Regions from separate parts of the Homo sapiens genome. Here all the other regions are linked to region 1. The links are chromatin contacts, found by Hi-C or POLR2A ChIA-PET in ENCODE. All regions are on one chromosome and are shown on one strand. Each heading gives the region's core, a stretch centred on a gene start or an enhancer-like site at or near the end of the contact. The rest is flanking DNA. Distances are from core to core; before and after follow the strand shown. Region 1 holds the start of TOMM40 (translocase of outer mitochondrial membrane 40). Region 2 holds the start of OPA3 (outer mitochondrial membrane lipid metabolism regulator OPA3). Region 3 holds the start of ERCC1 (ERCC excision repair 1, endonuclease non-catalytic subunit). Region 4 holds the start of PPP1R13L (protein phosphatase 1 regulatory subunit 13 like).

The links. Hi-C counts contacts between places; a loop is a spot of excess contacts on that map. ChIA-PET counts read pairs that join two places held with the same protein, here RNA polymerase II (POLR2A). Pooled maps may share reads with other maps.
Region 2: a pooled map shows a loop between it and region 1 (30-fold over the local background). The contact joins the promoter of OPA3 here to the promoter of TOMM40 in region 1. A Hi-C loop is called at or near these places in 2 of 37 single-sample maps with no recorded cell type and 11 of 50 pooled maps. POLR2A ChIA-PET finds 5 or more read pairs at or near these places in 3 of 52 experiments (GM12878, Panc1 and activated T-cell).
Region 3: a loop to region 1 is called in a pooled map, with 7 times the contacts of the local background. The contact joins the promoter of ERCC1 here to the promoter of TOMM40 in region 1. A Hi-C loop is called at or near these places in 1 of 37 single-sample maps with no recorded cell type and 5 of 50 pooled maps. POLR2A ChIA-PET finds 5 or more read pairs at or near these places in 1 of 52 experiments (HEK293).
Region 4: a map of naive thymus-derived CD4-positive, alpha-beta T cell shows a loop between it and region 1 (16-fold over the local background). The contact joins the promoter of PPP1R13L here to the promoter of TOMM40 in region 1. A Hi-C loop is called at or near these places in 2 of 168 maps with a recorded cell type or tissue (CD4-positive, alpha-beta memory T cell and naive thymus-derived CD4-positive, alpha-beta T cell), 2 of 37 single-sample maps with no recorded cell type and 14 of 50 pooled maps. POLR2A ChIA-PET finds 5 or more read pairs at or near these places in 1 of 52 experiments (WTC11).

The regions. Positions count from the first base shown.
Region 1 is chr19:44,889,980-44,892,530 of GRCh38, reverse strand. It overlaps TOMM40 (translocase of outer mitochondrial membrane 40), which reads right to left and starts at 1,277. Exons shown (of 9, transcript NM_001128917.2): 1 at 842-1,277; 2 at 71-138. The coding sequence starts at 1,115. RefSeq lists a silencer at 941-1,580 and enhancers at 1,891-2,050, 2,220-2,551.
Region 2 is chr19:45,583,531-45,586,081 of GRCh38, reverse strand. It overlaps OPA3 (outer mitochondrial membrane lipid metabolism regulator OPA3), which reads left to right and starts at 1,280. Exons shown (of 2, transcript NM_025136.4): 1 at 1,280-1,459. The coding sequence starts at 1,318. RefSeq lists enhancers at 1,221-1,400, 2,236-2,551.
Region 3 is chr19:45,422,634-45,425,184 of GRCh38, reverse strand. ERCC1 (ERCC excision repair 1, endonuclease non-catalytic subunit) reads left to right here and starts at 1,268. Exons shown (of 10, transcript NM_001983.4): 1 at 1,268-1,404; 2 at 1,804-1,915. The coding sequence starts at 1,811. RefSeq lists enhancers at 540-834, 1,083-1,132, 1,193-1,282.
Region 4 is chr19:45,403,782-45,406,332 of GRCh38, reverse strand. PPP1R13L (protein phosphatase 1 regulatory subunit 13 like) reads left to right here and starts at 1,264. Exons shown (of 13, transcript NM_006663.4): 1 at 1,264-1,334. RefSeq lists enhancers at 413-612, 583-1,378.

The DNA.
Region 1 (2,551 bases), core at 28-2,527:
GAGTGTGCAGATGCAGGGAGGGGGACGGCGGGGACGATCTCTGGTGGGTAAGGACACCAGGAAGGCTCACCTGAAAATGGTTACTCAACCCTTTGTTGACTGTGAGCTTGACACCCTCCATCTGAATGGGAAACAGCTCTGGAGAAGAGAAACGCTGTCACACTCCACTCCAACCCCACACCAACTCTCATCTCTTCCTTCCCTACCACCCCCAGCTCTCTCCAGAGACCCACAGCAGAACATCTCACAAAGGATTCCACCTGTAAAGAGGCAGTACAGCCTAGTTAGACAGGGCCAGGGCCTTTGCTTGCTCAAATCTCACTGCCACCAAGCTGAGCAACTTTAGGTCAAACTCATCATCTGAAAGATGGGACCCTCACCACACAGAATTGTCCCAAGGATCTAATGAGTTAACGTATAATGAACACCAGAACAGAACTCCATAAATCTCCACCACTACTACTACTCTAATTGCTCCAGGCTGGGATCCGGAGGCTTTGGGTCCCATACCCAAGGAACCTCGCTGACACCTTGCTGACACCGTGACCTTGGGCCTCAGTTGCCTTCCCGATCACAAGAGAAGTCTGGCTTGGCTGATCCCGGGGCTCCTCAGGTCCCTAAAGGCTTTTCTCTACTGCTATGACATTCCATCCCGTTTCCAGCATTTGATTCCATCATTCTAAGCCCCAAGTCCAACGTTCCACCATTCGATCCCAACATCACCTCCTAGTGCTGTTAAATAATTCCAATGGTGCGCGCCAAATCCCAGAGTCCCCAGTGTCCTCCCCCTTCCCCCGAGATCCAGGCCATCGCAGCCCAGCGGGGGCCCCTCGCCCCTCACCCTTGCACTTCCGGTGGCACTCCTCGAATGTGCCCGGGTTGGGCAGGCAGCCGCAGGCCCCATCCTCGGCGGCCCCTGAGGCGCTGGCGGTTGCAGCCCCGGGGGTCCGTTCCGAACTTCGACTCGTACTGGTGCCGGCGCCCAGGCTGCCTCCCAGCGGCGGCAGCGTGAAGCCCGGCGGCGAGGGCGGAGGTGGCGGCAGCCCCACGAGGGCCGGCGCAGGCGGCGGTGGCGGCCCTGCGGGCGGCGAGCTGGCAGCCAACACGTTCCCCATGGTCGCCTGCTAGGGGAGAGGTCAGAGGGCAGAGGTCAGGGCCCGCGCGCCCCCGACTCAGCCCCAGCAAATCCGCACCCGGCTCCGGCCCCGGTTCTCACTGGCGGCGGCGCCTGCTCCCGGCCTGGGCTCCGCTCCCACCCCGTGCGCCACGCGCAACCGAACCCGCTGCCGCCGCCGCCACCACCGTCGCCCCGCCCCACCTAGCCCATTGGTTTAGTGTGCCCTGAGGCCCGCCCACCAGCGTCAAGACTCGGTCTTCCCATTGGACTTGTGCATAAAGTCCCGCCCACTTTCCCTGAAATGTCCTTTTGTATTGGTTCTCACTCGCAGGGTAGCCACGGCGCCCCTCCCACCCTTCCCATTGGCTCGCAGCGCCTGCGCCTATTGGCTCGCGTCGCCGCGGGTTCCGGTGCTAACCCGCCATTGGTCTGTGCTGAGCATTTTGCCACGCCCGCTGAGGCATCGCCCCGCCTCTCTCCTGGAGGAGGCCCTCTTTTGATTCCGCCCCGCGGCGAGGTTGCTGTGATAATTGGTCGGCTTTGACCCTTGCAGCATTTTGATTGGCTCCAGCGTGTACGGGGTCGACCTTGGTGGCGTATCAGCTTGGTACTCTCATTGGCTAACGTTCCAGGGTCGAAGGACAGGTAAAGGTGGGTTGCGCGGCAGAGGCGGCTAGGCAGCAAGGTCAGGCCTCGCGTCCCACCAGGCACCGCGGCAGCCGGGCCCCCACCCCACCTCTGGTTCGGAGTAGCCGACCTAAAACCGGAAGTGCTGGCCCTTCCCAGAGTGCCTCGGGAGAATTCTAATCTGTTCTGCGAACCCTGCGCTGCTCCTCGTTACCCACAATGCCCTCATCACCTCTTAGCGAAACAGTTGCCTTAGACCCACCCCTTTCGTTACCCATCATGCCTCTTGTTCCTCGCGTCACTGCGGCTTCTATCTTTGGCCCATTCATTCCTCTCCCATTACCCATCATGCCTCTGCCCCATTCATTTGAGCTTCATTGCCCAGACTACTTTTAGCTCCAGCCTGCCTGCTCACTTTCGTCGTTCTTCCGGCCCTTCTCTAATTAGCCATCATGTTTTGGATCCATGAACTCCTGTCCGTTACCTCCCTTGCCCCCGGTCCCTATTTTTCCATTATTCATCACTCTGCCTCTGGCCCATTCATTCAGGTTTATTATCCGTCATGCCTTGGGCTCCTATTACAACATTATTCATGATTTTGCCTTTAGTCTACTTTTACTTGCCGTTTATTCATTAAACTTGAGCCTCTTATACTTTCGTTACTGCTTTTTTAATTTTTATTTTTTTAAAGACAAGGTTGGACTCTGTCACTCAGGCTGGAGTGCAGTGGCGCCATCATAGCTTACTGCAGCCTTGAACTTCTGGCCTCAATCGATCCTCCTACCTCAGCCTCCAGAGTAGCTGAAC
Region 2 (2,551 bases), core at 31-2,530, 690 kb before region 1:
CTGCAACCTCTACCTCCCAGGTTCAAGCGATTCTCCTGCCTCAGCCTCCAGAGTACCTGGGATTACAGGTGCCCGCCACCATGCCCGGCTAAATTTTTTTTTTTTTTTAGTGGAGATGGGATTTCACGATGTTAGCCAGGTTGGTCTCAAACTCCTGACCTCAGGTGATCCACCCTCCTCAGCCTCCCAAAGTGCTGGGATTACAGGCGTGAGCCATGGCGGCCAGTCCTCTGTTCCTGTTTTCTTCTGTCCCTCTGCCTCCGAGAATCTCTCAATTACCCATCAGCACTCCATCATCCAGGAATTTCTCTCAACCCCTTCCTGACATTGTTTATATGATTTTACTCCCTGCTGGGTAAGAAAGGACAGTCTGGGACATGTCCTTAAATTTATTTCTGAACTAGCTCCCTGGGGAACCTACCTCCTAATGAAGGAAGTTGGGTTGCTTGAGAACGGGTATGGTTTTATTGGCCAAGATGCCAGGCTATCAACCTCTGCAGGAACCTTGTGCCACCCCCTGCCCTGCTCTGGGCCTCAGTTTCCTTGTCAGTTACTTGGGAAAGGGTTGGATTCGCTGCTTCTGGGGGTGAAATGCACCCTCAGGCTGGATTTAGCATTAATAATGCAATCATGACCTGTATAGTAAGAAGGGCTATTTACTGAGCGCTTAACTATATGAATGGCACCATTCTAACCACTTCCCATGGTCCACTGTTTTACACTCAAGATTAGCATAGAAGCCTCACAACAACCCAAAGAGGCAACTGCTATTAGGATTCCCATTTGGTAGACGGTAATACTGAAGTCCAGAGAGGTTATGCCACTCATCTAATATTACACAGCGAGGAAATGGCAGAGCTGGGATCCCAGCCAAAGTCTGTATGACCGCGCGGCTTCCTCTTAATCCCAATGAGAGCCCTAGCTTGCAGAGGAAGGTGTATTTGGGGCTCATAGGACTAATTAGGACTAATTAAGAGCCTCCTTTGGGTGGGGACGCCAACTCGGAACGTGACATCACGAAGGAGTACAGTGACGTTGGCCAAGGCGGGCGTGGGAATCCACACGCCTTCCAGCATCCGTTTAACGGCACCGCCCCCTGACCCGCCTCACTTCCGTGTATATTTGCATATTCAGCGAACGGACGTCGCTACGCCAGCGTCGACGGGGTGACGTCAGGATGCGCCTCTGAAGTTTCCCTCGAGCGTACGTACATACGTACTGACGCACGCATGGCCACGAGAGGGCGGGGGAGGAGTGAAGAGGTTGAGGCGCCCCGCCCAGTCAGCAAGGTTGCGCGTGCCCTGTGAGACCGCCAAGATGGTGGTGGGCGCGTTCCCTATGGCGAAGCTGCTATACTTGGGCATCCGGCAGGTCAGCAAGCCGCTTGCCAACCGTATTAAGGAGGCCGCCCGCCGAAGCGAGTTCTTCAAGACCTATATCTGCCTCCCGCCGGCTCAACGTGAGTCTGACCCGAATTCCCTCCAACCTTTTTCCTTTCTCCAACCCCTGTCAGGTGGTTGCTTAGGGGATGGACTTCTGTCTACGACCAATCACAGCCCGAACCGGCAAAGTCCAGTGGCCAATAGTGGGGGGTTTCTGATAGAGGGGCGTACGGGTGGCCCAGTAGTGAGGGCGGGGCGGGGCGTAAGGGGCGGGTCAAGGAGCCACCACGCGAGTAGGAAATGCCAGCCGATAAAGGAAGAGAGCGCTTGGAGACTGATGCCCTGTTAAACCAATAGTGTGAGAGATGGGAGAAATTTGGACGGGGCTTTCCAGGATAGAGGAGCTAGGGGAGGGGCTGAGGAGAAACCGGACGGGGTCCTTTGCCCGGCTGTCCTTGGGCAACTTCATTTCAAAAGCGGCACCGTGTGCCTCAGTTTCCCCACTGATCTAGGAGGTGCTTGTATATCCTCCGTTTAGGACGTCGACGTGCCTCAGTTTTACTGTAGTCAATAAGTCTGGATTAGGGGCATGGTTCGGGGGTGAAGTCTGGGTTCTGGAGACATGGCCTGGGAATCCGGAAAAGGACTTTGAGCCAGAGAGGACATTCATCTGTGTACTCATTAATGCGCTCATACGCCGTCCTTTCATTCGGTTGACAGACTATGCGGCCTTTTTGCTCAGCACTGGGAGATATACTCCTGATCCATCACTGTCAACCCAGAGTGGTCGGGAAAGTGGGAGCCCCGGAGCTCAGAGGAACTGGCTGACCCAGGGACCTGAGGCCAGCAGGGCTGCCTAGAGGGGGCCGCCCGAGCTCAGATCTAAAGGGCATAGTAAGGTCCGGCGCGGTGGCTCACACCTGTAATACCAGCACTTTGGGAGGCCGAGGCGGGCGGATCACATGAGGCCAGGAGTTCGAGACCAGCCTGGCCAACATAGTGAAACCCGGTCTGTACTAAAAATACAAAAATTAGCTGGGTGTGGTGGCGCACACCTGTAATCCCAGCTACTTGGGAGGCTGAGGCAGGGGAATCGCTTGAACCTGGTAGGTGGAGGCTGCAGTGAGCCTAGATTGTGCCATTGCACTCCAGCCTGGGCGACACAGCAA
Region 3 (2,551 bases), core at 19-2,518, 530 kb before region 1:
GACCTCAGGATCAGCTGAGGTCAGGAGTTTGAGACCAGCCTGGCCAACATGGTGAAACCCCGTCTCTACTAAAAATACAAAAAAAAAAAAAAAAAAAAAAAATTAGCCGGGCATGGTGGCACATGCCTGTAATCCCAGCTACTAAGGAGGCAGGAGAATCGCTTGAACCCGGGAGGGGGAGGTGCAGTGAACTGAGATCGCGCCATTGCACTCCAGCCTGGGTAATAAGAGCGAAACTCCGTCTCGAAAAAAAAAAAAAAAAGAAAAAAAAGAATTTATCATTATGACCCTGGGTTATGGCAGGGCTCTTAACACACCAAAAGCAAAAGTCAGAACGGAACAGATTGATAAATAGTTGCGCATAAACACAAATAACTTCTGTGCCAAAAATAACTAAAGTTAAAGCCCAAAGTAGAAACTAGGAGGAAATGTTTGCAATATGGGTAACTAAGGATTAGAATCAGAATCCATAAAGTACCCCTAGAAATTAATAGTAATAAAAAAGCCATACAACCCATTTTAAAAATGGACAAGGAATATGAGCAAGCAATTCACAGAAGACAAAATTTACAAGACCAATACTTTCACAAAAAACATTCCATTTCCTTAGTAATCAGAGAGCTGCAAGTTAGAACAGTGTGATACTATCCTTTCAGGAAGTGACTAATACTAACTCATCAGCCAGGCCCCTGCTCAGATGTCCCTTCCTCCAGGAAGCCCTTCCGGACTCCGGGGCTGAGTCAGGCGCTCCCCCTGACCCCCATCCCACGGCTCTCCCGGGATCTCCCATCCCAGACCTGCCCATTCTGGGTCAGCACTGGGAACGTGTCTGTGTCCCTTACTGAACCGTAAGCTCCGGGAGGACAACACGGGGCTGTCGTTGGTCACTGCTGTGTCACCAGCACGGACTCGCACAGGACCGGGAAGAGAGGAAGCGCGTGGGGGGAATAGGTGTGGAATAAATGAATGAATGAGGAAACTGAAGCCAAGTCAATGTCTGAGTTGGATTCAAACTTAAGTCTCTCCTTACTGAGAGGAGGGACCAAGTTGGATCTCCTGCGATCTGTTCTCCACTGAGCCCTGCCAGGATTCTGGGCACACAGAAGCGCTCAGTAAGGGCTTTGAAACTTAACAGTTTGGGAGCCAGATCCTCAGGCCACATCTCTCTCCTCCCACGACCTCCGCGGTCCTCCAGAACCATAGAGAGTTGTACAGAGATCGCCCTGCTCTATGCTCTACTCTCCTGGGGAGCGGGGCCAGAGAGGCCGGAAGTGCTGCGAGCCCTGGGCCACGCTGGCCGTGCTGGCAGTGGGCCGCCTCGATCCCTCTGCAGTCTTTCCCTTGAGGCTCCAAGACCAGCAGGTGAGGCCTCGCGGCGCTGAAACCGTGAGGCCCGGACCACAGGTGCGGGAGGCGGAGACTGCGGGTGGAGATTGGCGCCGCGGAAGCCAATCATTGCCGAGTCTGAGAGATGGACAAGGCCAGGCGTGGGGAGGGCGTCCAGATGCTAGCCTCGGGGGCCGGACGAACGGAAGGCGGGGGATGGTGGGGACGGAGCCAATAGAATCCGGTGGGGGCGAGGGGCGGAGCGATGGGACTTGTGGACCTGTAAGGGGCGGGGCGAGCCGAAGGTGGAGGTCAAAGGGGCGTGGCGTTACAGAGCCTCTAGCGCTGGGTGTTGGGGACCTGACGCTATGGAGCTCTCGGAGTTTTGTGGGGGACGGCTGTGAGTGGGGGGTTCCTGCTGCGGGATGAGAACGTAGACGCCAGTGGCTCACTCGCTCCTGGCACCTTCCCTTTCAGGCTCCAGATGGACCCTGGGAAGGACAAAGAGGGGGTGCCCCAGCCCTCAGGGCCGCCAGCAAGGAAGAAATTTGTGATACCCCTCGACGAGGATGAGGTCCCTCCTGGAGTGGTAGGACAAGGAGATGCGGGGCCCCTGGGAGGCTGGGGGCTGTTAGGACGAAGAGGATAGGATGGGGCCTGTGGGACCAGGGTGTGGGTTAGTGGATTTGGGGGCCACGGACGACTTGGGGAAACAGTCCTTGGTCCTCCCCAGGTCCCAGTTTCCCCATCTGTGAAATGGATGGGTGGTTCTAAGAGAGGGCTAAGGCAGAGGCCAGACACTGGCATTCAGCAGGTAGCCCCTGATGTGTTTTACGAGGCCAGCACCCTGATTTTTCAAGACATGAATTTATTGCTCGTGTTTAAGAATCGCCAGGTTTTGCAATCTTAAAAAAATCTACACTTTAGACATATTTTGGTAAATGGAAGGACCTGGCAATATTGAAATCTCCTTCCCAAGGGAAAACAATCGACGGGTGATGAGCATTGGCTATGAAGAAAAGGAAAGTGGGCTAAGGATGTAGGGCATGATGGGGGAGAGGACCTTCCTACTCTATTTATTTATTTATTTATTTATTTTTTTGAGACAGAGTCTCGCTCTTTTGCCCAGGCTGGAGTGCACTGGCACCATCTCGGCTCACTGCAACCTCTGCCTCCTGGGTTCAAGCGATTCTCCTGCCTCAGCCTCCCGAGTAACTGGGATTAC
Region 4 (2,551 bases), core at 15-2,514, 510 kb before region 1:
AGACAGGACGGTCGATTGGTCTGAAATTCTTGAAGAGACAGGTAAGAATACTAGTTAGTAGGGCTGTGCTTTCTGTGTTAAATGTCTTCTGGGGAGGCCCAGATGCCTCACAAGTTCAGAACTTGACTGGGAGAAGCGGGAAAATGGAGAAATAGGGGCAATCCGTCCGGAGGGCGTGAAGTTCCAGCCAGGGGCGGGGCTTCTGGACTCCGGGGGAGCGGGAAACATAGGGGGAGGAGCTTGTGGTTCTCGAGGGCGGAGCCTCGGACCCAGGAGCCCCACACGCGTGGAGTGGTGCTGGGCACGGTGTAGCGTTTGTGGATCAAATGGGACTTGTAGATGCCCTCGGGGGTTTAGTCTCATGCGTGGGAAACCTCGATGACTTTCAGGAAGGGACCTGATCGGCGACTCCTCCCTGCCCCAGGGAGCGTGTAAACAGCGGCACGTGGACACAGATTTGGGGGACGCACCCACTTCCCTTCCCACTGGGGCCGCCCCGCGTTGGGCGGCGGTTGGAGCCGCGAGACGGTGGCTAGACAGGGTGACCCGACTGCATTCCTGGCCAGTGTGTCAGCGCCACTTCCCGCCCCCTCTGCCAAGATTTAGGATCCTACTCCAGAATTGGGGCACCCCTTCTCCCCAGGTGGGAGAGGCTTTCCAGAGCGGAGGGAGGGTCAAGGGGAAGGGGAAATGTTTCCCCTATCCAGGATCTCCAGACGGTTTCCTTCGCGTGGGCGAGAGAGACACCGGGGTGCAGCCCCTGCGGGCTCCAGGACTACAATTCCCACAGGACCCGAGGCAAAGAGTCGCCCGAGGGCGGTCGCGGAGGCTGCTGGGGGTTGTAGTCCAAACTAAGATTTTGAACTCTTGCTGGGACATCCTTTGAAGATCCAACCCGCGCTTTTTATCGACGGGGAGATTCGGGCTCAGAGACCCTGGGGGATACTGATCAGGAAAGGGGATAGTGCGCCTGAAGGGGTGGGGCAAGGGCTCAGGAGTCAGTCTCCAGCCACAGCGAGGCAGGCGTCTCGGCTCTTCTGTATCTCCCTGGCCTGGTCGCTCTCGGCTTCTGGGCCTCGCCCTTCCTGTCTGTGAAATGGACTCTGGGTGAATCCAAATGGGATCGTCTTGGGCTACGTCCTGTCCCTCCGGGACTACAAGTCCCAAGGTGCTCGAGGCGACCTTGGCTCCCCCTCCCCACCGGGACCCGCCTCCCTCCAGCCCAAGTCACGTCGTCTAACCTGTTCCCAGCTCCTGCCCCGCCCCGTTCTCCGCTCCCCAAGCCGGAGCCCGAGCTGGAGGAAGCCCCCAGGTGCCAGGATCTGCCCGGATCCGTGAGTTTCACCCTCCTGGGGACCAGAGGCCCTGAAAAAGCCCAACACCCGCGTCCCTGGGAGGATTGGGAGGGGACTCGGACGCCAGGTCCCAGGGCGGAATTTGGGGCGCGCCGACACCTGGATCCTTAGAAGGAAACTCCGTTGCCTGTTTTACTGGAGGGAAGGAAAGCGGGTTCGGATGCCTGAATTCTTGGAATGGAGGGATTCTACCCCTTCATCCCGGGGAGACGTTGGAGCTGGAATTCCTGAGTCCCTCGAACTGGGGGGCTCTAGGAAGCCGAGTCTTTGGGTAGTATAGGGGTTCGAATCCCCGAGTCTTGGTCAGAAATGAGAGGCTCAGACTGGTGGGGCTCAAGGTGGAATGGGTGACCACCCTGCCAGCCTCAAGCTGCTGTCTCGACCGATCTTCTAGGTCTCTGAGCAGAATTAAGGGTGGGGCAGGGATAGTGGAGCCTGGGTTCCTGAAGTGGAGCAGGACAGGTACCCGGGGTCCCTCCGGAGGCTGTGTCCCGGCTCTCCCCCGACTTTTCGGCTCGGGGATGGGGGCGGGGTAGGAGAGAAAACACCGAGGCAGATCTCCAACCTCCTCTGTGCCGCTGAGCGAACCCAACATGTCATTAACCTGGGCGTCAGACCTGCCTAACCAGAGAAGGGACATCCGCCCTAGGGCACCCCCTGGCGGAGGTGGGCTCCCCTATTGCCTTATGGGGTGGGAAACAGCTGGGTTTGCAGAGGTAGTTCTAGAACCCAGGGCAGAATTCCGGAAAGCGGCTATTGGATTCTGGGAGGTTTGCATAGCCGGGCATTTAACCATTACACGGAGAGGAAGGGGTAAACTGAGGCTTGGAGCTCACACAGGCAGTAGAGTTTGTAGGGTCAGGATTCTGCCTCCTCCTTCTTCTGCAGCTCTCTGGGGGACGGGATTCCATCCGCCCCCGCCAGATTTTCTGACTAACCTTCTGCCTCAGGGCTCCTTGCCCTGACCCTGAGGTGAGAAATGTCACCTCCACGCCCATCTGTCTGACCTGGGGTATTGTGGGAGATAAGGGAGGGACAGAGGCTAATTCTGGAGGTGTCTGTCTGTCCTTGAGGCGGGGGGAGGGCAGGACCAGGCACCTCCCTCTGTCTATCTCCCCGTTCTCTCCACCCCCATGCGTCCTAAGAAGGGGGATTAAAAACAGAATGGGGGAGGCGAGCATCTGATGAGAGAGGAG